6 separate regions of the Mus musculus genome follow, and all the other regions are linked to region 3. Evidence: chromatin loops called from intact Hi-C (ENCODE). Cell type or tissue: left cerebral cortex. All regions are shown on one strand.

Region 1 (4,000 bases), 160 kb after region 3:
TTCATGTGTCAAAAGGCCCATCTACAGCGGTGTATCACAGAAACTGTCTCAGTGGTGAATACATCCACTGGATGGTTGCTCCAGTGGACACACCCTGGGTTGTACATGAAAACTCTAGTCTTCTAGGGAAAAGTTCTGTAACAAACACAACTGCCCCCTGCTTTCTGCTCAACAAGGACCAGCAGGTAAACCTCAAGCCTATTCAGTGAAAACAAAACCAAACCCACCACCACCATCACCACCACCACCAACAACAACAACCACAAAAACCAGGCCAATTTCACCTCTGTAGTAAAAACACAAGAGAGGCAGATACAGTATCAAACATTTTCTTCAAGGCATTGCCATAGAAACACAACTTGAAATTTGCAGCTTGAGAAACTACAGAGGGACGTGAAGAAGGAAGGCTCTAACGTTTGACTTGGTGGGGTCCAGAGGGGCTGGGGAGTCAAAGGTGGGCCTCAGCCACAATCCCTTCCTCCTGCTCCATCCTCTTTCCCCTACCCTACCCTCCCAGCCTCAGAGGGGAAAGAGGGCCAGGGGCAAAGGCAGCTCCTGTTCTCTCAGCTGAGGGATGGAGGAATCAAGACAGTGTTGATAGCATTAATCTGCTCAGGCTTTCAGCAGCAGGCAAACTCATAGACAAGTGGGGAGCTCGGCCTCGCTGACTAGGGGCTGTGCAAGTTCAATCATGAAAAGAATCTGAACATGTCCCCCCCCAAGGCAGGATTTGAAGTTCTGGTAAAACACCAGTTTTCAGAAGGCACTGGCCTCATGGGTGATACAATGAAAGCCTTTCTCAACCAAATCATTTCCCCCAGAACCAAAATGCAATGTTAGTGTATGTTAAAATGTGCATAGCTTTATACATATGTAATATATATGGATATATTGTATATAAACCCATGGTTAAATATTTTCAAAATAAGAGTCACACTCCCCTTCCTCTACAGACACTTTCAGTTTTCATCTGAACCTCCAATGAACACGTTTGAACCTTTTGAAAACACTGAATAGGTTCTGGTCAAGAGTAGTTAAAAACAAGCATGCCAGCAAACAACAAAGCCAGCGAGGGTTATCTGAGCAGTGCACAGTCCTAACTAAAAAGCCTCCTAAATGATTCTCACTGGATAGGCACCGTCAACTCTTGGAGAGAGAAAGGGCCTATTCCTAATCCGTACAAATAAACAACACAGACCCTCAAGCCATTTAGTTCGGACACAAATCCACTCCCTTTGTGTGGAAGGCCAACTCTGGGGATGAGACAGCCCCCTTGCACACTTCACTGCCCCCTGCTACTCGGTCAGACAGACTCCGAGTTTGAGAAGAGGGAAGAAGGTACACCCTCCTGTCTCTTTAAAGAAATAAAGATACCAGTCTTCCAGGATTGGTCCATTAAGAACCAGCCAGGGAGAACAACCTTCCAGCTCCCAAGCACTTACAAACCAGACTCCAGATTCCTCTATTTACTGATGCCCACAGACAAGCATACCTTACCTAGACAAGACAGTGTTCTCACAAACACATGTTAATCTCCAGGAAGCAAACCTAAGAAGCCTTCTGCATGTACATCCCCCCTTTAAAAGTGGGGGAGAGGAGAGAGGGATGGTGGTCCTTTTCCTCTTTATTTTCTGGAGAGCTTGTGAAGCTCTCTCAAAGTGCAAAGGCATTTGCCCACTACCGCCAGGAGAAGCAGTCGCTGTCTCCCCGCCTACTCCAGCCTGGGCGCCGGAACAATGCAGCAACATGCATTTACCAACACCTGCTGGAGCCTATTAATATGCACGGGGGCCTAAGGCTTTCCCCCTCCCCTTCCCCTGCCCTCCACACTGAGCAGGCTTTCATCTCCTCCTTTACCATCCATCAGGAACTCGTTTCGGTGGCCCCCCTCCCCCGCCCACCCCCAGTCCCCATTCAGCAAAGCCTGGGGGCCGCCCCTCGCTCTGGCTCCCCAAACCCAGGCTGACTAGCACACTTTGGAATGCACTTCATTAAAATTTAGCTGCCCGATTCCAACCTGCAATGCGGAGGAGGCAATACAAAGCGCACGCCACACTTCCTCCAGCATCCCCTTCAAAAGCCCCATTGTTCGCCAGGCATCTGCTCTGGAGCCCAGCCTCTCCCTACCCACTGACCTCTGATTTTTTTTTTTTTTCTCCCTTCCCTGCTTCTCCTCCCACCCTGCCCAGCCAAACGGGGCCTGCCTGCCCGTTGAATTAAAACGCAGCCTCAGCCATCTGGCCCTCCCAAGCTGGCCCACAGTCTCCCCTCCTCCCTGGTCCACACACCACACATGGCATCTTCACCTCCATGGATGTTCCCACAACCCAAGCGCAAACCTCCGGTGGCAGGCGCTCCGGTCACAGCCTGCCTGATCCCAGCCTTCTTCCAGTGGCCGAGCGTTCGAATCCAGAGGTGGGCAGGGGTTGGCCTGGGAAGATCATGGACTTGTACTTGCCTGCAAAAGCCCAGCCAATCGCCAAGATTAATCCTTCCTTTTGTGCGCCTGAAAGAGCCTCCCACCACGCTGGTCTTCGGCTCCGCAGCGGCTGTAAGGAGAGGCGGGGGTGGGGAGTGGGATCTGAACCCCTTCCTAAGCTAGCTAGGGGCTCCTTGGCCACCTGACCACTGAGTGGGTTTTCCAGGGCACAGGCTCTGGCTGGAGGAGCAGCTGATGTGCGAGAAGGGAGAGAAGATGCTCAAGCTTGCGCCTTTTATATCACTGGCGACATTTCTAACACATGACAACAATTTCCATCTGTATTTAAGCCGGGAGTGTGAAAAAAGCGCATTACATCACAGAGCCCGGGTTCTCAGAGGCTGCCGGATATCTAGGCCAGGGGGGATTAGGGCTGCACCTGTGAAGGGGGCGGGAGGGGGCGGGACCCAGCTAGCTCCCCTACCAGGACATGTCAAGTCCCCACCACCCGATTGGTCCTGGGGAGCTCTTGGCCAAGGAAAGGCGGGAAATCGGGTTGCCCCATTTGCTAAGGACTAGCAGCTGAGTGGACAGATGGGTGAGGGCTTGAGGGTATGGTAAGGAAAGGTGGGTGAGTCTCAAGAATGGGGACAAGAGCCTCCCAAGTCCCCTCGGCCTCTCTCCTAACTTTGAAAGAAATTTCATAGAAATAATTCTTATATTTGAAATAACTGTTTTCATGAAGTTAAAGATGATGGAGAAGCTGAGAATGAGACTTTGAAGGATTCCCCTTCAAGCAGCTGATTAGAAAAAAAAAATAAAATAAAGGTAGAATCCCATTTAGAACCAAACACTTGAGGTTTACCACCTCGTATTCAAACTTACTTTTTAGCGTGTGTCTGTGTGTGTCTTAGGCACGCACGCGCGCGCGCGCGCGCACACACACACACACACACACACACACACACACACACACACACAGATCTTTGTGAAGTGCCTTCTTCAGTCATTTCTGTAGATTAATTTTTGAGGCAGGGTCTACCACTAACCTGAAGTTCAATGTGAGTCCAGCTAGACTAACTAACTGGCCAGCAAGCCCCTTGGGGATGCCCTTATCTCTGCCTTCTAGGCACTGGGATTAAAACTGCATACTGCTGCAGCTGGCTTTGAAAGGGAGCCGGGGATCTCAGGTTCTCCTGCTTGTGCAGCAAACCCTTTACTAAGTCATCTCCCTACCCCTCAAACTCAGGGCTTTGATCCCAGCCCTATGCCCAGGTCAGCATCCTCACCTCAGCTCCAGGAGTGGGAAACAGTGCTGTAAGACTTCTGGAGAGTAAACATTCCCTATTGGCAGTGGCCACACTACAGGGCTTGCCTTTGACCCACCACCTGTATTTCCCCAGCTCCACGGTCACATGTAAGGGACTGTCGAGAATTAAGTACTAAAGAATGGACAGGAGACAAGGGAATCTAAAACTTTCAGATGAACAATGATGGGGAACCATAGATGGAGAGGTCCAAAGCCAACAGAGAGCAAAGCATTTGAAAGCTGGGGGAGAGAAAGGTTTAGAGGGCAGTCTA
Region 2 (4,000 bases), 970 kb before region 3:
GCCTGTCTTTAGTGGAAGGGCTAAGAGGCAAGGGTGTGTTAAGAAAATCCATAGAGGCTGGGCAGTGGTGGCACATGCCTTTAATCTCAGCACTTGGGAGGCAGAGGCAGGTGGATTTCTGAGTTCAAGGCCAGCCTGGTCTACAAAGTGAGTTCCAGGACAGCCAGGGCTAGACAGAGAAACCCTGTCTCGGAAAAAAAAAAAAAAAGAAACATAGTTTAGGACCTAAAGTAAAATGTTAGGGCTAAGATGACATGCAAAACTGACTCCTTCTGAACTGCATACAAAACATGTAACATATAATTTTCCCCAGTACAGTCCTCAGGCAACTATGTACATACATCTACATATGTGTAAACATACTATCCAGTTTCCATAGAAAAGTGCAGACTAAAAGGTACACGTGTAGAAAATGTGAACCTATGGAAATTCCATGTTGTAGGTCTAGGTACTTGCTGGGTTTTCACAAACTGGAAAGCAATCCACACGCACACACATGAGATTCTACTGTACTGTGCACACACATGTGCATACTCATGAGATTCTACGATGCTGTGCACACACACATGTGCACACACATGAGATTCTACTGTACTGTGCACACACACATGTGCACAGGCATGAGATTCTACTGTACTGTGCACACACATGTGCATACTCATGACATTCTACGATGCTGTGCACACACATATGCACACTCATGAGATTCTACTGTACTGTGCACACATACATGTGCACACGTATGAGATTCTACGATGCTCTGCACACACACATGAGATTCTACTGTACTGTGCACACACACATGTGCACACGTATGAGATTCTACTGTACTGTGCACACACATGTGCACACTCATGAGATTTTACTGTGTACACACATGTGCAGACATGTATGTTCATTTCTTAACTCAGTTGTTGTAAAAGAATTCAGAGGTGGGAAAAGCCTGTTTGATTCATTATCTTATAAAGCAATTATTTTATTTACAATCCTTTGTATAGCACAAGGAATCCCTGGTAGAGAGCAGGCTCCCTGTGCCTTAAAATTCGCCAGGCACCTCAGGAAAGCAGATAACCCCTGAGCACCAGCCCCAACCAGCCACAAGTAGGCTTTCTTTGAGCTGCCTGGCCCTGGAGACCTATGCACGATCTTTGCCCTGAAAGAGCACCAGGCAGGCAGTCCTGAGGACAGTGAACAGTGCCACAGCAGAACTCCAAACAGGCCTGAGGAGTCCTAAGCACAGATAGCATTGGAGGGACCAGAATGTTCCTGGCAACTGAGCTCAGGACTTGGAATTTTCCCTCATGCCTCACTCAGCTCCTAGTCACAGCATCTCTTCTGTCCACGTATGCAGAGCTCTGAGCTGAGACAGTAAGAATTCACCAGACCCTCCAAGCAATCACTAACCCGCACCAGCTCTCCCAGGCTCAGCCTGGACAGCTCCCCCAGGTTCCACCTCTAGCCTGCAGTCCCTTTACCCACAGCAGGCAGCCTCAGCTAGCTTCTGCAAGTTAGTAGTAAGCCACAAGGCTGCAAAGATGCCACATCACTGCCTGTTGCTTATGCTCCTGCCTTGGTTTCACAAGACCCCGAGGTGACGATGTTGATGACCACCTGCACTGTGTGTGTGGAGACTTCCTGTACGGATGGAGAAAGCCTCTTCTCTCAGCAGCTATGGAGGGCCGTCACCAAAGAGGAGGTGTTCTTCAGGGAGAGGACCATCTGAACTTTTCCTCAAGCTTAGCAGTTCTGGGGGTCCATTCTCATAGGGGATGCTATTCTGAGGCCCTGGCTCTGGTCTGTCAGGAGCTAGGAAGACTGCAGTCCTTGATTCTACATATCTACACGTGAGCACTTGCACACGCACACGCACACGCACACGCACACGCACATGCACACACACTGGGCAGCAGGGTGGAGAAGAAAGCCCAGCAGCTCAGGCAGAATTCTCAGAGGGTGGGGAACAGCCTTGCAGTACTCGACATGGCCATAAGATGGCACTCCAGCCTTTAGTTATTTTTAGCCTCTGGCTGAAATTTCAATTATGATTGACTGTAGTCTAGCAAAACTATAACATATGTATGTATGTATGTATGTATGTATGTATGTATGTATGTATAAATGCAACATATATAGCTTACAAAGATGATTTCATTCAACCACATCTAAAGCAGTTCAAAATTTCAAATCGGGTCATTGAGGCATAACGCGCCTGTCATGTTGAGACATGAACACAACAAAATATACTGATTTTATTTCCTATAAAATCTATAGGACTGGGATTAAGGTGGGGAGTAGTAGAGTTAGATGTCTTGATGTCAGGGCTCAATCAAAGATTACAGTCGTCTCTATTCTGTTTGGTGGGAAGGCAATACTTATGATGAAATCACAGCAATCGCTTGACCTTTGAATGAGATTTGTGATCCCTGGTTAGCTTTGTGGCGAGACCAGGACCTGAGATACAGGTAGGGTTCTGGACGTTTAAAAAGGAGTCAGGAAACACACTGTCCTGAGATGCCGTGTGGAACCTCCCCTATGCTGGGGCTTTGGATCAGTGCAGGCTGAATTGCCGCTTCATCTCCTGCTTCTAACCCAAGACACCACATTTGGAGGGGTTGCCGAACTCAGCAAGTGAAAGTCTAAATGCTCGTCAAATATGGATTTCAGATAAACAACATATTACCATCACGTGGCATTACTCATAGTACTGGTCATTAGGAGACAGGGTCTAGCTGTGTAGTCCACGTTTACCTTGAACGGAAGGCTCTCCTGCTCAGCTTCCCCAGTGCTGAAGTTACAGCGGTGTACCCCATACGTGGGAACAGACTGTCTAAAAATATGTAAATATCCCATACAAGCTCAAAGGAATAGTATAAAACCACCTCCCAGGTGACCTGACATTCTACCCTGCAGTTCTAACCAGGTAGCCGCACTCATCCCACCCCATTATTCTGGACTCAGACCTCCTTTCTTCCCCCTCTCTCTTTTCTTCCCACGTGCACAGGGCTTGAACAGGAACTGGGAAAAGTCCCATATCTCCAGGAGACCAGATGCTGCGGTGGCCTGAGAACTCAGTGGAAGGGCTTTAAGGAGGAGTTTCTGCCCCATCACCCTTCAGAATCACCATGGAGACACAGCCCCAGAGGTTTGCATCCCCTGAACCTAGTCAGGGGGCCTAGGGGTACATGTAAACTTCCCTGGTAGCTCCACGGGGTGCGTGATTCTTGGGCTGGGCTGTGTTTATCAACCACTTGGGGCTTGCTCAACTACAGAATTGGACCCAGAAGACCAGGATCCAAGCACCTGTCTTCCAACACGCTCTGCGGTTGCAGACATGCTAAAATGCACTGGGTTCAGGGTGGCCAGAACAAAGTGGATTATTGTATTCCTAACTTCCCAGAAAATATCACCCCATAACCTCTTCCTATTGGAATTGCAATTGTTTCTGGGCAGAACAAACCAAACCAAACCATCATTTGTCGAGGTTCACATAGGTGAGTTGCGTTTGGTTAGTTAAGATATTTGAGCTGTGTGTATCCTAGAGCCCTGCCCCCCTTCCTCTTTTAATTCAGTAGGCTTTCCAGGTGCTTGGATGGCTTTGCATTTACTAGGTGGGACAAGCTTCAACCAGGTGAAGTGAGTCTCTCCTGCTTCACCCACTTCTAAATCCCTTCCCGTATTTGTGTCCTAAATTTTCTCTCTGCCACTTTGGAAAAACAAACAAACAAAAGTTTGGTGAATGGGAAAGCACACCTGCTCTGCTCCTTCGGTACACAGCCACTCCCCCAAGAGCCATCCTCCAAGCAATACGCAGCCTTACCGGAGACTTCTTGATGTCCGAAACAGCGTAATTCCCTTGTGACGTCCATCTGGCAGACTCCGTTAAAGACAGCCCAGTCCCATAAAGGTTGATGCTAAAGCGCCCCTGGAACACAAAGCCAACACAAAAGACTTTCAGCCCATGTGACATACCAACCAAGGCAGAGCTGACACACATTCAAAG
Region 3 (4,000 bases):
GAGAGCTTCCTCCTAGCCTCCTGAGGATGCCAGTTTTCTGATTGCCTTCAAGCCAAGATGTAGTTCTTTAGCACCATATCTGTCTGGAAGATGCCATGTTTCCAGTCATGATGATAATGGACTGAACCTCTGAACCTGTAAGCCAGCCCCATCCAATTAAATGTTGTCCTTTATAAGAGTTGCCTTGTTCATGTTGTCTTTCACAACAATGGAAACCCTCACTAAGTCTGTGAGCAAAAGCAGCAGCCCTCCCTCCCTTTGTGGTAAGGTCAGTGAAATATCTCTCTCTCTCTCTCTCTCTCTCTCTCTCTCTCTCTCTCTCTCTCTCTCTCTCATTAAAGAAATATGGCACAACTGGTAAAAATCTGACTTTAAAGGTTTTAAGTGAAAACCAAATTTTGGTTTTCTTTTCCTTTGTTTTTTCAGGTATGGATTTGCTTGAAGGTAGCCATGTGAGAAAGGACCTTCTTAAGGCTCAGTGAGGGGTGCGCTGGTCTGCAGAGCCTACCTGTCTTGCCTGGTAAGTTGGATGAAAATATACGCCATTATTTTGTTGCGGCACTAACTTCTGTTGTCTCTGAAACTCAAAGGGAAGCTACTGCCTGTAACATCTTGCAGTGAGTGATCTTTAAGATGTAAAGCAGTCACCTTCCCTTAGCTATATGCCCACAGCTCAAACCACATTTGCTGGGACTACTATCTTTAAAAATATCTTTAAAAATATTTTTAAAAGTTATCCTTAAATTAAAAAGGGAATTAAGCCAGAGAACTTTTCAGCTGGTGCATAGGGGTAGTAGAGAGTAAAGCATGGTTTACCAGCTAAACTGGGCTCAATGTCTGCCTTATAGAAGTACATGGCATAAATGCTTTTCATTCATTCATTCACTTACTACTTATTTATTTGGATTTTTCGAGACAGGGTTTCTTTGTGTAGCTCTGGCTGTCCTGGAACTTACTATGTAAACCATGTTGGCCTTTCACATTTTTAAAAGGTTAAAATTGAGTATTTTCTGATACACGAAAATTAGAGATTCAAATGGGTGTTCATGAATAAAGTTTTATTGACACACAGAATTGCCTATATTTATATATTATCTGTATCTGTTTTACACTATAAAGATGAGTAGTTATTACAAGAACTATGTAACATCAATGCTAAAACATTTGTGATGTTTATATATATTTATAGTAGTAACATTTGGCTACTCCCATAGTTTAAGGACTATATTTGATTATGTTCAAGGACTCAGTGCTTGCTTGGGTAGATACTTGGTGTGATGAGGTCCTCAGTACAATTTCTAGCACCATACACATTTAAAATATATAGTATATAAATTAATTATGTTAAATATTTAATATATAAATTAATTAAATATATAATAATATATAGCATATAATATGTATTATATATAACGTGGGAACAAAAGTGTTATAGTTCATATTCACATAATTGATATTATACTTAGATGGTATAAAGCCTACCACTGAAAGATTTAATGAAAAATTAGGAAAACCTTAAATATTAATAAATGGATAGCTACATATTAGTAGAAACACTCATTACGTAGCACATCTTTTAGCCATTAAAACTATGAGTCAACTCAAACCTTCAAGCAGGTTTAAGAAATAAAAAGTGAAAAAAAGTTGCTCAAATGAAATATATTTACTCACAAAATTATTCTTGGTTTTGGTATTTGTGATTTTTATTTACCAGAAAAATTCTACACAGTGAGCCCCTAAGAATGGGATGGGGCAAGCACTGGAAGATTTAATGTTCCCCCCTCTTCCTGGGTTATTTTGATTTCTCTAAAGAATATGAATTTGTTTGGGGCAGTGGTGGCACACGCCTTTAATCCCAGTACTTGGGAGGCAGAGGCAGGCGGATTTCTGAGTTTGAGGCCAGCCTGGTGTACAGAGTGAGATCTAGGACAGCCAGGGCTACACAGAGAACCCTGTCTTGAAAAACCAAAATAAAATAAAAAAAAAATAAAAGAATATGATTTGTGACTTCCCAGAAGCATGCAGATCCTTCTGTACGGCGTTTCTAACGTGAAAAAGGAGCCTAGTGCCCAGAAACTCTGCTTAAATGTTACACAGGGATCACCATGCAAATGCTGCAGGGGCCCAAATTCCCTCAGCTCCGCAAGTTAAATTCCATCCAAAGCAAGGCAGAGGTCTGAGCGCTATGCAGGGGCGCCCCCTTCTGCAGTGTGCTGGGGTGTGCTGTTGGAGGGAGGGGTGACTAGAGGAGAAAAGAATCTATCATCAAGGCCAGCTCTGACCACACGGGGGTGACAGTGCCTAGGCTTTACCCCACACTCCCAGCTCAGGGAAATGCCTCCAGCAAAGAAGCCAACCTTCTGGCTGCGGTGGCTGAGGCTGCTGCTGTTGCTGCTGCTGTTCAAGCTGTTTCTTCCGTTTGGCTTCTAGGACTGGGTTTTCATATTGCGTCTTCCTGTTGATGTGGCTGGGAAGAAAGGAAAGCAGTTCTCAGGGAGGAAATACTCATTCTAGCAAGAAAAGGCCGGGCAAATCGATTAGTTGAGGCACAGCAGAGGGTCTGGAGTGGATATGCAGATAGACATAAACACAGCTCCCATTATGGCTGTGTATGTGCAGTGAGACCTAGGGTGTGGTTGGAATGCATCTTACTAGAAATCCCTAGCAAATGTCCTGAGGCAAATAGCTTTACTCACCAGCGGAAAGCCCTTGTTTACAGGGAACCTGTTCCCAGAGCCCCAGTGAATGCTGGAGCCCAGGATAGCGTCCAATCCAATATGAATATGGTTTTCCCTCTGCATCTGTACACACCTATGACCCAGTTTAACTTATAAAACAAGCACAGCAACAGATCAACAGCAACAATTCACTGTAGCCCTCAGTAGTTTCCACATATGATTTATTTCCTTAGCCACTTAAAGGAACTTCTGCCTGCCTCTTCAGCACGTTCCAATTGCCCACGCTGTGACCTTTGTGCTCTGGGCCTATCAGGAAGTTAAATAAGGGACATTTGAACACAGTGTATGACAGTGTATGACACTGTGACAGCTGACCTTGTAACTGAGCTGGCCACCAAGTGACTGATTGACAGGCAGTGCATAAAGCTTAGCTGCACTGGATGAGGGGTGCTTTGTGGCCTAATCTCCATGGAGCAGCAAGGAAAGAGACCTTACCGTGCCCTGAATGACACCCAACTTGAAACTTAAATTTTATTTATTTTTTTCTAAAGTTTTCTATGCCATTTTTTTTTTCAAGCAACAATTCACCTTGAGTATGTGAAGCATGTAAGTGTGGACACAATAGTATTTCATGTGGGGATGAGAAGTACGCCTCTGTGTAGTTCTCTTTGTGTGGCATTATTAACTAGTATGCTCACTCAGCTATGCTTGCTTTTGAATTCAAGGGCTTGAGCCAGTGACTCTACCCCTATTTCAAAGCTAGCATCTGAGAGGGGGGGGGTACATTAAATTCACCAAGAAGTACACTCTGAATTACTAAGAATTAAGAGTCAACTGGAGCTGGGATGTTGTCTGTGGTCTACAATAGCAAAACTCTTGAATGGCTTTACATAGCAAGGTATGGAGAAGCCTAAGGGTGAAGTCAAAAGGACTCCACTAACATCTGTCAATTATGGCAACCCAATGAATGACCAAGAGGAAAGACCAAATTCACAGCCTATAGGCAATGATAGTTCTAAGGTAGTTAAACTATGTGAATGCAATGTATTTAAAGTGACAAAGATCCAGACATTTTAGATGACTCTGTCACTAGTAAGGCCGGGCAAGCACACGCACTTACCCCCACAACGCACACACATCAACATACACCCATCATCCACATGAGTGTTTCTGTGTGATGGCCTTATTTATTTTGTATTTATACTAAGTATAAATACATGTATATATAGATGGTTTCACATATACATATGTGTGTATGTACACGTGTATGTACTCCTTTAGCCAAAACAACAGTTCATTAGAAGTTTGGGGGCATACCTATT
Region 4 (4,000 bases), 280 kb after region 3:
AAGAGCGGAAAGATCTGTGAATAACAAATGATTGCCTAAAAAAGAAAGACTGGCCCCCAATGGAGGAGCTAGAGAAAGTACCCAAGGAGCTAAAGGGGTCTGCAACCCTATAGGTAGAACAACAATATGAACAAACCAGTACCCCCCAGAGCTCGTGTCTCTAGCTGCATATGTATTAGAAGATGGCCTATTCATTCGGCCATCAGTGGAAAGAGAGGCCCATTGGTCTTGCAAACTTTAGATGCTTCAGTACAGAGGAACGCCAGGGCCAAGAAGTGGGAGTGGGTAGGTAGGGGTAGGGGAGGAGGGTATGGGGGACTTTTGGGATAGCATTGGAAATGTAAATGAGGAAAATACCTAATAAAAATTTAAAAAAAAAAAAGAAAAAAGAGACTGTGGCTGGAGAGTTGGCTCCGTGGTTAAGAGCACTCATTGTTCTTGCAGAGGACACAGGTGTCATTCCCAGTTCCCACATGGAGGTTGTGCTGGGAATTCAATCCCAACCATCCATAACTCCAGCTCCGAGAGATCCAATGCTGTCTTCTGACCTCTAAGAGCACCAGCCACACACACACACGCACAGAAATACATGCAAGCAAAACACTCAAAACATAAAATTTAAATATTAAGTTTTAAAGAATAAAAATCATAGCATATATTGCTTTTTTTTTCTTGTCTGATATGTGGAGAAGTGACAAAATATCACCTCCACTCTAAAGCCATATGAACTCATTGTCAATGAAAAGAAGGAAGATCAATCATGCCATCTCTGGAAATACTGTCTGGCTGCAAACTTAGGAACTGGGTATTAAAATGGTAACCAGAATTACAGGGCATTTCTTCAAGTTACCCTTGAAAAAGTCTTAAACATATATTGAAGATGGATAACCAAGGGGCTGGAGAGACAGGTCAACAGTTAAGCGTACTGAATGTTCTTCCAGAGGATCTCCGTTCATCAATTCTCCACACCCACTATGGTAGCTTACAACTTCTGTAACTCCAGTCCTTGGAGATCTACTGCCCTCTGCTGGCCAAATGGGGCACTATATGCACATGGTGCATAAACATACAATCAGACAAACATACATATGAAATAAATATAAACAGAAGCCCAAAAAAAGTTTAAAAGACGTATAACTAATAATTCTAGGATTTCATGAGTGGTATAAGAGGAAGAATCTAGAATCACTTGCAAAACTGAATCCCTGACATCAGAAAATTGTAACTCTGGAGAAAGTGATCCACCCTTACCCCCTACACAAGTAAATTGCACCCTATAGTTAAAACCATCATGTGATCAAACTCAATTACAAATGGCTAAAGTGGAAGTCAACACCATATAAATAAGTTCCATTATCATACATTTATTAATAATTTTTAGGGCTTTAAATTCTTTTATTTCTTAAAATTCCGTCATTTTGGGCCAGGTGAAGTAGTGCATACTTTTAATCCAGCACTTGGAGGCAGAGGCAGGTGGATGTCTGTGAGTCCAAGGCCATGATACAGAGGCTGAGACAAAGAAGAGCATTAAATGCCCACAGCAGTCAGACTGGAACATAAGGAATGGGCCACTCCATTCTTAAACAGTTTAAAAGCACACAGGTGAATCACCCTGTACACTTCAGAAAGTAACAAATCCAATACTGTGGAGGTAATTATTTCTTGTTCAGATAATTAATTAAAATATCAAGATATTAATAATTAAAATATTAAGATATTAAAAAGCCACACTTAAAGAATCCTAGGTTATGTGAACCCCATACCCCCCACCACCTCATATCACTTTCTGGTAGGAAAAAAATCCACTTAAATAAAGTTACATTTAGGGATGTTTAGGAATAAAATTAATTCAGTCTTGGTCTAAAAAGGAAGCAGTCATAAAACCTCAGAGAGACAAGACAGCAAACTCCAGATTCCCTTCACAATATTTGTGTACCCAGACCATAGCCCTTCGGCTGTGCATTTAGCCGTCAATCAAAAGACATGTGCATACTCTGATTCAAGACATAAGCTCCTGCAAACTACACATTCTTCACATTGATTCCTGCAGATACTGATAAAGAAAATAAAGCCCGAGAATACACCTTCCATCCTTCCCCACTTTCCCCACAAGCTCCTTGTACTCTCTCAGGAGTTACAGTGGGAGAAAAAGGAAAAGGAAACTTTCTGAATTTTCCAACAGCCCCTCTGCCCCAGACACTCTATCAGCAAGCTGCTCTCTACTGCCCTCTAGAGGGCCCTGTTTTTTTTTTACAGCACAAAAAGAAAAGGCTTTGCACAAGAATGGAAGTAAAATGAATGTTTACTGAGGCTTATGGTTCTATCTTTGCTTAGCATAAAGAAATTCCTCAAGCATCTTGCTAGGAGATTCTATTCCACACTTAAGTACTAATAACCCATACTCCCGCACCCCCCCCCCCAGCAAGGTCTGGCCCACTCCCTGGGGTTTACATATCTACTAACTGAACACAGCATAGAAAGATTGTCTTTAACTTAAATAAAATTATGTGCCTGTGCTTCTTAATTCATTGACCAGAAACTGCAGTAAGAGACATGATTTCCAAGATATTAGGAAATGAAGGGAACCAGATCTAAGTTCTTGGTAACTGATTACGTATGTCCCAATTTGTCGTATTATTGTAGCGACCATATGCACGCATCTGTGTATGTTTGTAAGATAAGCTAGAAAAATAATTTTTATATGGAGACTATGTTTTCAATGACACATGATTTCAAACAATGGGAAGGAAGAAGCCACGCCAACCTATTCAATGCATTCACTCCAGCAGACATGTCTACTATAATATCATCTGGAGCAAAGGCAATCCCAGAGAGAAACACAAGAAAACCTCATTCATCTCTCCTACAATGAGATTCATCCTATCAAAACCCATCTGGCGGGGACGGACAGACGCGGCAGCTGTGGTAATTTGAAGACTGCTTAACTCTTCAACCAGTCCCTTTCCTGGGTGTTTCATCTTAATTCTGAAACAAACAAGTGGCTTTACGTGGCATATTAAAGCATAAATAAATCTCCACGGTAGCCTGGGCTGCTTCATCCTCTGCCTGTTCAGTCTGGAAGTGTGGGAAATAGTACAAACTGGACATTCCCAAGTAAGGGATGGAGACAAAGAGACCACCTTCCCCTGTTTGTAGGGGACCACTTAACTTTCTCCTAGGAAGGACCGACAGCCAGATTAATACAGCAGTTCAGGGCCTGATCCCAGCTGTTCCTTTTCCCCAATTCTGGGTCTGATTTAAACTTCAATTTTCTCTTCCTATTGCTCCAATGGCCCTCCTTAGGTCCATTTATCTTTTCCAGGAACAAGGATAGGCCCTCAGTTTGCTTTCTCCACAGCTGATAGGACAAGGAGCAGGGACCAGGCTCAGCAGAGCAGGGCAGTGGGCCAGGTGCCTGTGCATTTTCATATTCAGGTTAAATACACTGTCTCATCCACGCCGCCTTTACTCCCAGGAGTCACAGGACACTCCATCCTTTTTCCAATTCAATGTGACCAACCACTGAAGATTCCCAAAGGAAGCAGAACTCCTAAGTATAAGAACAGGCCCGATCCCCTTGAACATATGCAAATATTTAGTGGAAATTTCCAGGTGGGCTATATCTAGTATTCTGGAAAAGGAAAACAAAAAGTATCCTTCTGATCATTACAATTCATACAAATGTACTGGTGAGGGGTGTGTGTGTGTGTGTGTTGTGTTGGTTCGCATGTGTATACGGGTGTGTATACACGTTTGAACATGCAGGTAGAGGCCACTGTTTAACAGCCAGTGTTCTAGTCAATTATTCTACACTTTAATTTTTATTTGTTATTTATTTTAATTTTATGTGCATTGCTGTTTGGCCAGCATACATGTCTGTGTGAAGTTGTTGGATTCCCTGGAACTGGAGTTATGGACAGCTGTGAGCTGCCATACTGGTGCCTGAGATTGAACCCAGGTCGTCTGGGAGAGCATCCAATGAATGCTCTTAACCACTGAG
Region 5 (4,000 bases), 300 kb after region 3:
CTTCAAAGAACAATCATTGGACTGGAAAGATGGCTCAGCAGATACAAGCACTAGTTGCTCTTCCAAAGGGCATAAATTCAATTTCCACAAAGACCCTGGAGAAACAAAGCAATCCTAGGGTAGGGGGAGCAATTCTGGAGGAATTACCATTCCAGATTTCAAGGTATAATACAGAGTACTTGCATGAAACCAGACACATATACCAATGAAACAAACGGGCCCAAACACAAGTGGACAATTTGACAAAGATGCCAAAAACATGCACTGGAGAAAAGATGCGCCTTAAACAAGTCATGATGGGAAAACTGATGGCCATGTTTAGGAGAATGGAACTAGATTCATGTCTATCAGTCTGCACAAAAGTCAACCCCAGCGGCATCAAGACCTCAATCTGAAACCTGGAATGCTACTGTAAGAAAGCACAGGCGGTGCCTTACAAGATACAGGTTTAGGAAGGAAGGGAATTACTCAACTCAATGCCCAGAAATTAAGATCAACAACAGACAAGTGAGATTCCATAAAATTAAAAAGCTCTGCACAGCAAAGGAAACGAACCAAGGGGAGAGGATCCCACAGAGTAGGAAAGAGTCTTACCCAGCGGTAAATGTTACAGAGGATAAATCTACAGGATGTATAAAGAACTTAAAGCACAGAATCAAAGGAAAAAAAAGAAAAAAGAAAGAGAAACCCAATGACCCAGTTAAAAATTTTTATGGATGTCAATAGTGAATCCTCAAAAATCGATAGATAGATAGATAGATAGATAGATAGATAGATAGATAGATAGATAGATAAAGCTAAGATATATCTCAAAAGGTGGCCATCGTCCTTAGCAATGAGAAAAATCCAAATTAAAACTACTTTTGAGATTTCATCTTACCCGAGTCAGAATGGCCAACATTAACAGAGCAACGGACAACAAATGCCCATGAGGACGCTTGGGAAAGAGAAGCCTCCTTCATGCTCGATGGGACTGCAGACTGGTGCAGCCACTCCAGAAATCAGTATGGAGAATTCTCAAAAAGGTAAAAATACATCCACCACATATGTGACACAGAGAAGCCACTTCTTGGCGTATGTCCAGAGGACTCAACATCCTACTCCACAGATAACTACTCAGCCACGTTCACTGCAGCTCTACTCACAACAGGAACAGGACAACCTCAAAGTCGCTCAGTTGATGACTGCACAGTGAAAACATGGAAGATATGCATAGCGGAATTCTATGAAGCTGGAGGGAAAAATGAAATTAGGAAAACTTCAGGCAAATGGATGGGATGAAAAAATATTACACTGGGTGAGGTAAACCAGATAGACAAATGCTGCATGGTCTCTATGATCTATGGATAATTGCTCTAAATTTAAAGATTAGAGCACAGAATCTGGAGTTACAAGCAGAAGCCAGGAATGTAAAAACGAGGCAAAGGTGAGTAAGCTGTTCTAAAAACAGGAATACCAGGGTCCTGTGCTATTAAGGGGAAGAACTAAATAAGGAACACAGGGTTTAGAGGTCAGGGTGTTAGCAGCCTTAACTGGGAAGTGGGGAGAGAGGGCAACACAAATGTAGAGAGGGGGATACAATGAGGATGTTTGAAAGGGACATAAGGAATCATCATTTTATGTCAGCCTAAAATGATTATATAATATATAAAACACACACACACACGCACGTTAAATGATATCACACTACTTAAGGGTGGTAATACTTCCACCAAGAGCCACAGATTACCTACCAGTGCCAGGCATAAGAAATTTCAAGTTGTTTGCCAAGGAAGCTCAAGAGACCCCAAAACAATAGACGCTGTGGTCACTGTGCTTGGTTGCCACCCAGAACTAGAATGTAGGCGTATATTGCTAAGCCACTGGGGGAAACACCATCTCCTGGCCAAGAAGGCTCTGGCAAGGGCCAAGCAGAGCAGGAAGGGATACAAGGTCACTGGGTAGAGTCATTCTATAGATTAAAGCCAGAAGCCTATGGGATCCAAAACATGCTGTCCACACAAGATGCTGTATGGAACTCTGGTTAGTTTTTCCTTTTTAAAAAGATTCTCTGAGCCTGTTTTCTTCAGATGGGAAATTAGGAATTTTTATAAATTTATTACAAGGATTGATCCAATTTTTTTATAACTAGGTATGTGGACAAAGTATCTGATACACAGAAGCAGTAATTATTAGGGGAAAACACATGATCAAAATGATAAGGCCACTCAATCAATCCAGAGAGATGGATGTCAGTCACACATTTCTGCTTTTATCTGTCCTGTGTCTAGCTTTGTCAGAGGCCCTCATCTAAATGTCCTCTTGCCTGTGGCTTCTCTGGAAGGGAGAGCTGGTCCTGCCCCCTGCTGGGCAATGGAACATTAACAGGGCAAGAACAGAAAAGCTGAAGACATCAGAGCCGGGCTGCAGTGACTCCTTTGTGTGGCAGTGGCATTTTCAAAGAGGAACCAGGGTCTCCCTTTCTCTGATTTGATGTCCCCTTTCAGCCTCAGAGCACTGTGTTCACTGACCCTCAAAGAAAGGGGGCAGTGTTCCAGAAGGTTCTGGTAAGCTGCTCTCTGAAACCACTTCCCACTGCCAGCAGTCTTTCTCAGAAGGGGACAAGATGATCACTGTGTCATTTCATAGCAGCTTTGGGAACGAGAGGACAGAGTTCCCAAATTTCACTCAAGACTGCCATTGCAAGTATCACTGAGTCACGTGGGGATGTAAGGATTTATATACACATAAGCCTGGCACTTATTGTTTCTTTCTCCAATATCAAATACTTCCTATTTCTAGGCTTAAGTTTACAGAGCAATGCTATAGTGTACACATAAAGACAGTACATTATGGACATCAGTGCTGGCTTGGTGGGTAAGTGTGCTACTCATGGCTCAGAGGACCCAAGTTTGGTTCCCAACACGTACATCCAGCAGCTCACAACCTGCTGAAACTCCTGATCCAGGGCATCTAACGCACTCTTCTGGCTTCCTAGGGAACCCGCACACACGTCACATGAATAAAACAAAATAATTCTCTTTTTTTTTTAGAAGAAGAAGAAGAAGAAGAAGAAGAAGAAGAAGAAGAAGAAGAAGAAGAAGAAGAAGAAGAAGAAGAAGAAGAAGCAGCAGCAGCAGCAGAAGCAGCAGCAGCAGCAGCAGCAGCAACATCATCTTCAGAGTTAAAGACTCAGTGTCTTAGTCAGGGTTTCTATTCCTGCACAAACACCATGACCAAGAAGCAAGTTGGGGAGGAAAGGGTTTATTCGGCTTACATTTCCATACTGCTGTTCATCACCAAGGGAGTCAGGACTGGAACTCCAGCAGGTCAGAAAGCAGGAACTGATGCAGAAGCCATGGAGGGATGTTCCTTACTGGCTTGCTTCCCCTGGCTTGCTCAGCCTGCTCTCTTATAGAACCCAAGACTACCAACCCAGAGATGGTCCCACCCACAAGGGGCCTTTCCCTCTTGATCACTAATTGAGAAAATGAATCTCGTGGAGGCATTTCCCCAACTGAAGCTCCTTATTCTTTAATAACTCCAGCTTGTGTCAAATTGACACAAAACTAACCAGTGTACTCAGTCTCTAATCAAAATTAAAAAAAAAAAAAACAGTTTCTTGGGACTGTAGAAATGGCTCATTGGTTAAGAACATTTGCAACTCATGAAACAACACTAGAGCTCATGAGATTCTAAACTCACTCACATTAATTTTAATCTATAACATCACTTTTAAAGAGCAAGAAAATTATTTCTTTCTAAAACAGCCTTTTCTTAGATACATTCATGATACATTCTTTGATGTTCTAGAATTTGCCTTTCATCTGGGCTGCCTTAAAAGAAATCATCTTAAGAAAAAAAAAATGGCATTAGGAATGCTGGGGTTTCCCTTTAAAAGGGCGTATGCTAAGTTTGAGGTGGCTGTAAGAATTACAGCTCTGGCGAAGTCCCACTGGGTTCCACAGACTGTGCTATCTGCCTAGTTCTAGGAAAAGAATGGCAATTGATTAGCCAATCA
Region 6 (4,000 bases), 230 kb after region 3:
CTTCATTCACTGTTCTAGGCTATATTTATTATTCTGTAATATAATTAAAGTTAGTTATGTAAGAAGTATGGAATATTTATAGAGAATGGTTTCTTGTAAGTACTTTATTCAAAGTACCTTTGCACACAAGTGTAAAACTGCCACGATAAGCTCATTGGTTTGTAGAAGAGTATAGACTTATAAGTTTTTGACTTAAAAGCACACACATAAACATACTAGTTTCACAAAATAAATAAATGGGTGAGTAAATAAGCCAATTAATGAAAAATAAACAAAAATCAAGATACTAGGTCCTAATCCTGACTCACAGAATACAAGGGCCTGGACAACATCTATTACAGTAGCCAGTCACTACAGATTAAATGTCATTTTGTAAAAGTCACAGGCCCTCTGTATGTGCTCCCGTGTGTGGTGACAGAGTGGACAGAAATAGACTGTGTTTGAGACCTTCTTGAAGCTCACAGCCCAGACTGTGCACACCTCTGGACATCCCCTGCATGCCCCCTGGCCAGGCTTCCATTCCACACCACGAACATGGGTCCAAACCATCAGGAAAAAGATATCTTATGAAAGAATGAGTAACTCTAAATTTTATTCCTCTGGGGAAACCTGCTAAGACAGCGTCACGGACACAGATACAAAACCCAGGCAGAGCCTTGCTGAGGGAAAGGCTAGTTTTCTTTACCCAAGAGAGCGCCCACAAGTAAAGCACTTCAGATTAAAGATGTTCTTTCCCACTATGCCAAGTGGCTGCTGCATGCTAACGTGAAGCATCTCAAAGCAGAACTGCCGTCAAGTAGTTTAACCAGAAATCTCAGGCCCCGATGAGCAATGCGAACAGTGAATAGACACCTCCGCTTTACAGTAAAAAAAAAAAAAAAATCCTGGTTCCTAACTTCAAACCAACAAAAATGCATTCTAAAGCAAGAAATACTGCAGAAAATAAGTCCACTCTGTGGCAACCATACATGTAACAAATCCCTAACTTGCAAAAGTGCTGATATGCTGATATATTGGATCCAATGCTAAAAAGACACCACCTTTGATTGTTTTTAATAATTGATGGATGGTCTAAAGGTCACAGCAAGGAGGTCACATGTATTTACATGTCATTTCGAAGAAACAGAATAAAAATAATTGTGTCATCGGCACCCCGTTTTTTTGTTGTTGTTGTTTTGTGGGGAGTTTTTTGGTTTTTTGGTTTTTGAGACAGGGTTTCTCTGTATAACCCTGGCTGTCCTGGAACTCACTTTGTAGACCAGGCTGTCCTTGAACTCAGAAATCCGCCTGCCTCTGCCTCCCAGGTGCTGGGATTAAAGGTGTGCGGCACCATGCTCGGCTGGCATCCGGTTTTTAAACATAAGAACAAGAAGAAAAACAAATACAAAAACAGGAAACCCACATAAGAATACTGAGCAAAGCTGGGTTGCTGAGGCATACACCTTTAATCCCAGCACTAGAGAGGCAGATGTAGGCAGATCTTGGTTTATAAATCGAGTTCTAGGACAGCCAGGGCTACACAGAGAAATCTTGCCTTGGGAGATGAGGGGTGAGGAGTGGTGTATGTGCCAAGCAGCCAATGCCTACAAAGGGCAGAGAAGGGGTAGATTTCTTACATAGGGACCACGATGCAATTCTGGCCAGAAACTCCATTTTATTAATTATGTGATGATTCAGTACCGCTATACAATTTTCTAAGAGCTGATCTCAAAGAGCAGACCTGCAGGTATCGCTGAAGCCAGTTCCTCTGAAACATGCACATTGTGAATGAAGCTCCCTCAAGGGTAGGCACTCTCCAGAGTTAAAGTGCTAAAGAAATTGTCCCAATCTGCTGGATGACCAGGAACTATGGAGAAAGCGCTCAGCTGATCTTAACGGACAGGACAACAGGATGAGACCAAGCACAATCAATTGCTTTCTTCTATCCCGGTCCCTTCAGTTCGGCTTTAGATTATGAAAAGGTGACTTAAAATTAAGCTCTCAAGCCCCAAAGGGCATCAAATAAACAACCACTGTCGCCACCTTTTGGCGACAGGCAGAACTGTCCTGCTTTGGCTAGGCCTTGGGATGGTCATCTAATTAGGGTTTCTGGGTTCAAGTTTTCCACAGGAAAAGGGCGTCACAGGTTTCTGTTAACAGTGTGGCAGGTCATACCCATTTCTCCGAATTACCGGCCCTTCTCAGCCAAACACAGTGTGGACCGCAGAGGAAGTCTGACGTCACGCCCTTCAATATTAATTTTGTGATGGCTCATTCTTGTCTTAAAATGTCATATAAATTTTGTACTAAAATTAGAGTAATTCACATATATTAAACATATGAAAAAATGAAAATTAATTATGGATCGACTTTTGTAGCCTGCTTATCAACAAGAGGTTAGAGCTTTAGGGACGTTTCATTTTCTGTAGACTGTCTACTGGCCACCTCTCTCACCTGAATTTGAGAATAAGTCGGACCTGAGATCTGCCACAGTCTGCTCTAGGCCAACATGACCCTCAGTTTATTTGTAAGGCTAAGTACTGTGGCTGAGACTTCTAGGATGCTTCGAGCTCTGAAACAAGCCAGAGACCTTTAGACATAATCCCTCTGTCTACTGGGAACCAGAGGTGCAAAATCTCATAAAACATGGGCTTTGAGAATGGGAAACTCTGTTATTCCTTAGCACAGAACTAACGGAAATGTCACTTACATTATTAAAACCTAACACATTCAAACTGGCAAAATAAGAGCCTTTTCTCCCTCACACTTCTCATAAGCAAAGTGAGGGTGCCTTCCACACAGGGCTACCTCTGACGGACACACGCGAAGGAGCTCACAAGGGCCTAGCATTTGGTTATGGTAAAGAGATGACACTACACAGAGGAGCAATGGCCGCATCACAAGAGATCTCAAAAATTACATGAAGGAGCCAACAGAGTTGCCGATAAAACTACCTACCACTAAACTCTGACTGATGGTCAGAGTTCGAGTCACAGGACCCATCAAGTGGAAGGAAAGAAATGATTTCCAAATATTATCCTCTAACTTCCACAAGTTTCGCCTGGGCACATCACGAAGGCGCGCATAAGTACACAGTTGGTTTTCTGTTTGTTTGTTTGTTTATTTGTTTAATGTAAAAAGAATTTTGAAAATTATGTTAAATAGCTCAGACCCCTCCATACACATGATAGCCAGGAGCATGTATGTTCAACACACTCTGACAAGGCTAGACACACAGGACAGTGTGAAGGACAAGCTCAGCACACTCAGCAGGGGGCGTTCAGGCAGGGTTCCAGTTCACCCTGAAGCCGACCACAGTCGGTCTGTAGGAGTGATTCCGTTGTTTCATTTCAACCTATGATGACAGGCGTTCCTAACTCCACACGGTGCCTGTGAAACTTCTTCTATAGAAACTATTCCACTTTTTCTCTAGTTTCTAGAACAGCCATTCTCAACGGAGTCTTTCTGTTCTCAGACAGCTTTTAACACTGCCTTAAACCAAAGTCATCAGCAAAAGAAAGGGGGTAGGGAGGACTTCAGTCTGTCCTTGTTTTCTCTGTATTCCCTGTTCGGCCACGACCACACCTGAGCAGGTTATGCTCAGACAACCTGTTGCACAATACAGAACCCTGGGACTCCTCAGACATACTGCTAACCTAACTGTTCTAAAGAAGAGGCTAACGTGCTTAATTTGGGCAGTTCAATATTAAAGCTGACAATTATGCTCGCTCACTGCTGCTGCAGATGCACTTAGTACTAATATATAAACGTCACCCTCTCAAGACACTGGAAAGTGCACTCCCAAATGGTTCTTGCTACTTGTCCTATCAGTGGAGGGAGCACGCTGCTGATCTCCTTTTAAGATAAGATGATAAATTAGGAGAGAGGCAAGCTGACCTGACACTCTGATCTCACCTCAAACTCTCAGCCACCCCGCCAGTCTCAATCACAGTGTGGGGACACCAAGACTCACAAAGACAGGTGAAAATAAAATTATAGTATTTGCTTACACGTGTGACTC

What was found. Hi-C counts contacts between places; a loop is a spot of excess contacts. Peaks named below come from ENCODE experiments on the same cell type or tissue, not always from the same donor. Only the 100,000 strongest peaks of a DNase experiment are listed, where the experiment ranks them.
Region 1: a loop joins it to region 3, with 4 times the contacts of the local background. A loop is called at or near these places in 3 of 42 quality-filtered maps.
Region 2: a loop joins it to region 3, with 5 times the contacts of the local background. A loop is called at or near these places in 5 of 42 quality-filtered maps.
Region 4: it touches region 3 in a loop (4-fold over the local background); 18 of 42 quality-filtered maps call a loop at or near these places.
Region 5: it touches region 3 in a loop (6-fold over the local background); 15 of 42 quality-filtered maps call a loop at or near these places.
Region 6: a loop joins it to region 3, with 7 times the contacts of the local background. A loop is called at or near these places in 23 of 42 quality-filtered maps.

Annotation. Positions count from the first base shown.
Region 1 is chr6:93,910,866-93,914,865 of GRCm38, forward strand. The region is part of intron 2 of Magi1 (membrane associated guanylate kinase, WW and PDZ domain containing 1); the gene reads right to left. Among named protein-coding and RNA genes, the nearest start is that of Gm22840, 22 kb to the left of the region's middle. In left cerebral cortex, a CTCF peak has its summit at 1,696; DNase peaks (open chromatin) are centred at 1,471, 1,690, 2,160 and 2,643; H3K4me3 peaks cover 2,761 bases; H3K27ac peaks cover 2,201 bases.
Region 2 is chr6:92,783,029-92,787,028 of GRCm38, forward strand. Adamts9 (a disintegrin-like and metallopeptidase (reprolysin type) with thrombospondin type 1 motif, 9) reads right to left here. Exons shown (of 40, transcript NM_175314.4): 38 at 3,818-3,922. It overlaps Gm52913 (a long non-coding RNA gene), which reads left to right and starts at 3,648. Exons shown (of 3, transcript XR_003956476.1): 1 at 3,648-4,000. In left cerebral cortex, a CTCF peak has its summit at 1,968 (motif pointing right); a DNase peak (open chromatin) is centred at 1,985; H3K4me3 peaks cover 63 bases.
Region 3 is chr6:93,755,298-93,759,297 of GRCm38, forward strand. It overlaps Magi1 (membrane associated guanylate kinase, WW and PDZ domain containing 1), which reads right to left. Exons shown (of 24, transcript NM_001029850.4): 9 at 2,358-2,467. Among named protein-coding and RNA genes, the nearest start is that of Gm23035, 36 kb to the right of the region's middle. In left cerebral cortex, a CTCF peak has its summit at 2,247 (motif pointing left); a DNase peak (open chromatin) is centred at 2,280; H3K27ac peaks cover 500 bases.
Region 4 is chr6:94,038,076-94,042,075 of GRCm38, forward strand. The region is part of intron 1 of Magi1 (membrane associated guanylate kinase, WW and PDZ domain containing 1); the gene reads right to left. Among named protein-coding and RNA genes, the nearest start is that of Gm22840, 150 kb to the left of the region's middle. In left cerebral cortex, CTCF peaks have their summits at 1,031 (motif pointing left) and 2,225 (motif pointing left); a DNase peak (open chromatin) is centred at 2,225.
Region 5 is chr6:94,051,792-94,055,791 of GRCm38, forward strand. The region is part of intron 1 of Magi1 (membrane associated guanylate kinase, WW and PDZ domain containing 1); the gene reads right to left. Among named protein-coding and RNA genes, the nearest start is that of Gm22840, 160 kb to the left of the region's middle. In left cerebral cortex, a CTCF peak has its summit at 2,339 (motif pointing left); a DNase peak (open chromatin) is centred at 2,350.
Region 6 is chr6:93,983,327-93,987,326 of GRCm38, forward strand. All of the region lies in intron 1 of Magi1 (membrane associated guanylate kinase, WW and PDZ domain containing 1), which reads right to left. Among named protein-coding and RNA genes, the nearest start is that of Gm22840, 95 kb to the left of the region's middle. In left cerebral cortex, a CTCF peak has its summit at 2,031 (motif pointing left); DNase peaks (open chromatin) are centred at 2,030 and 2,825.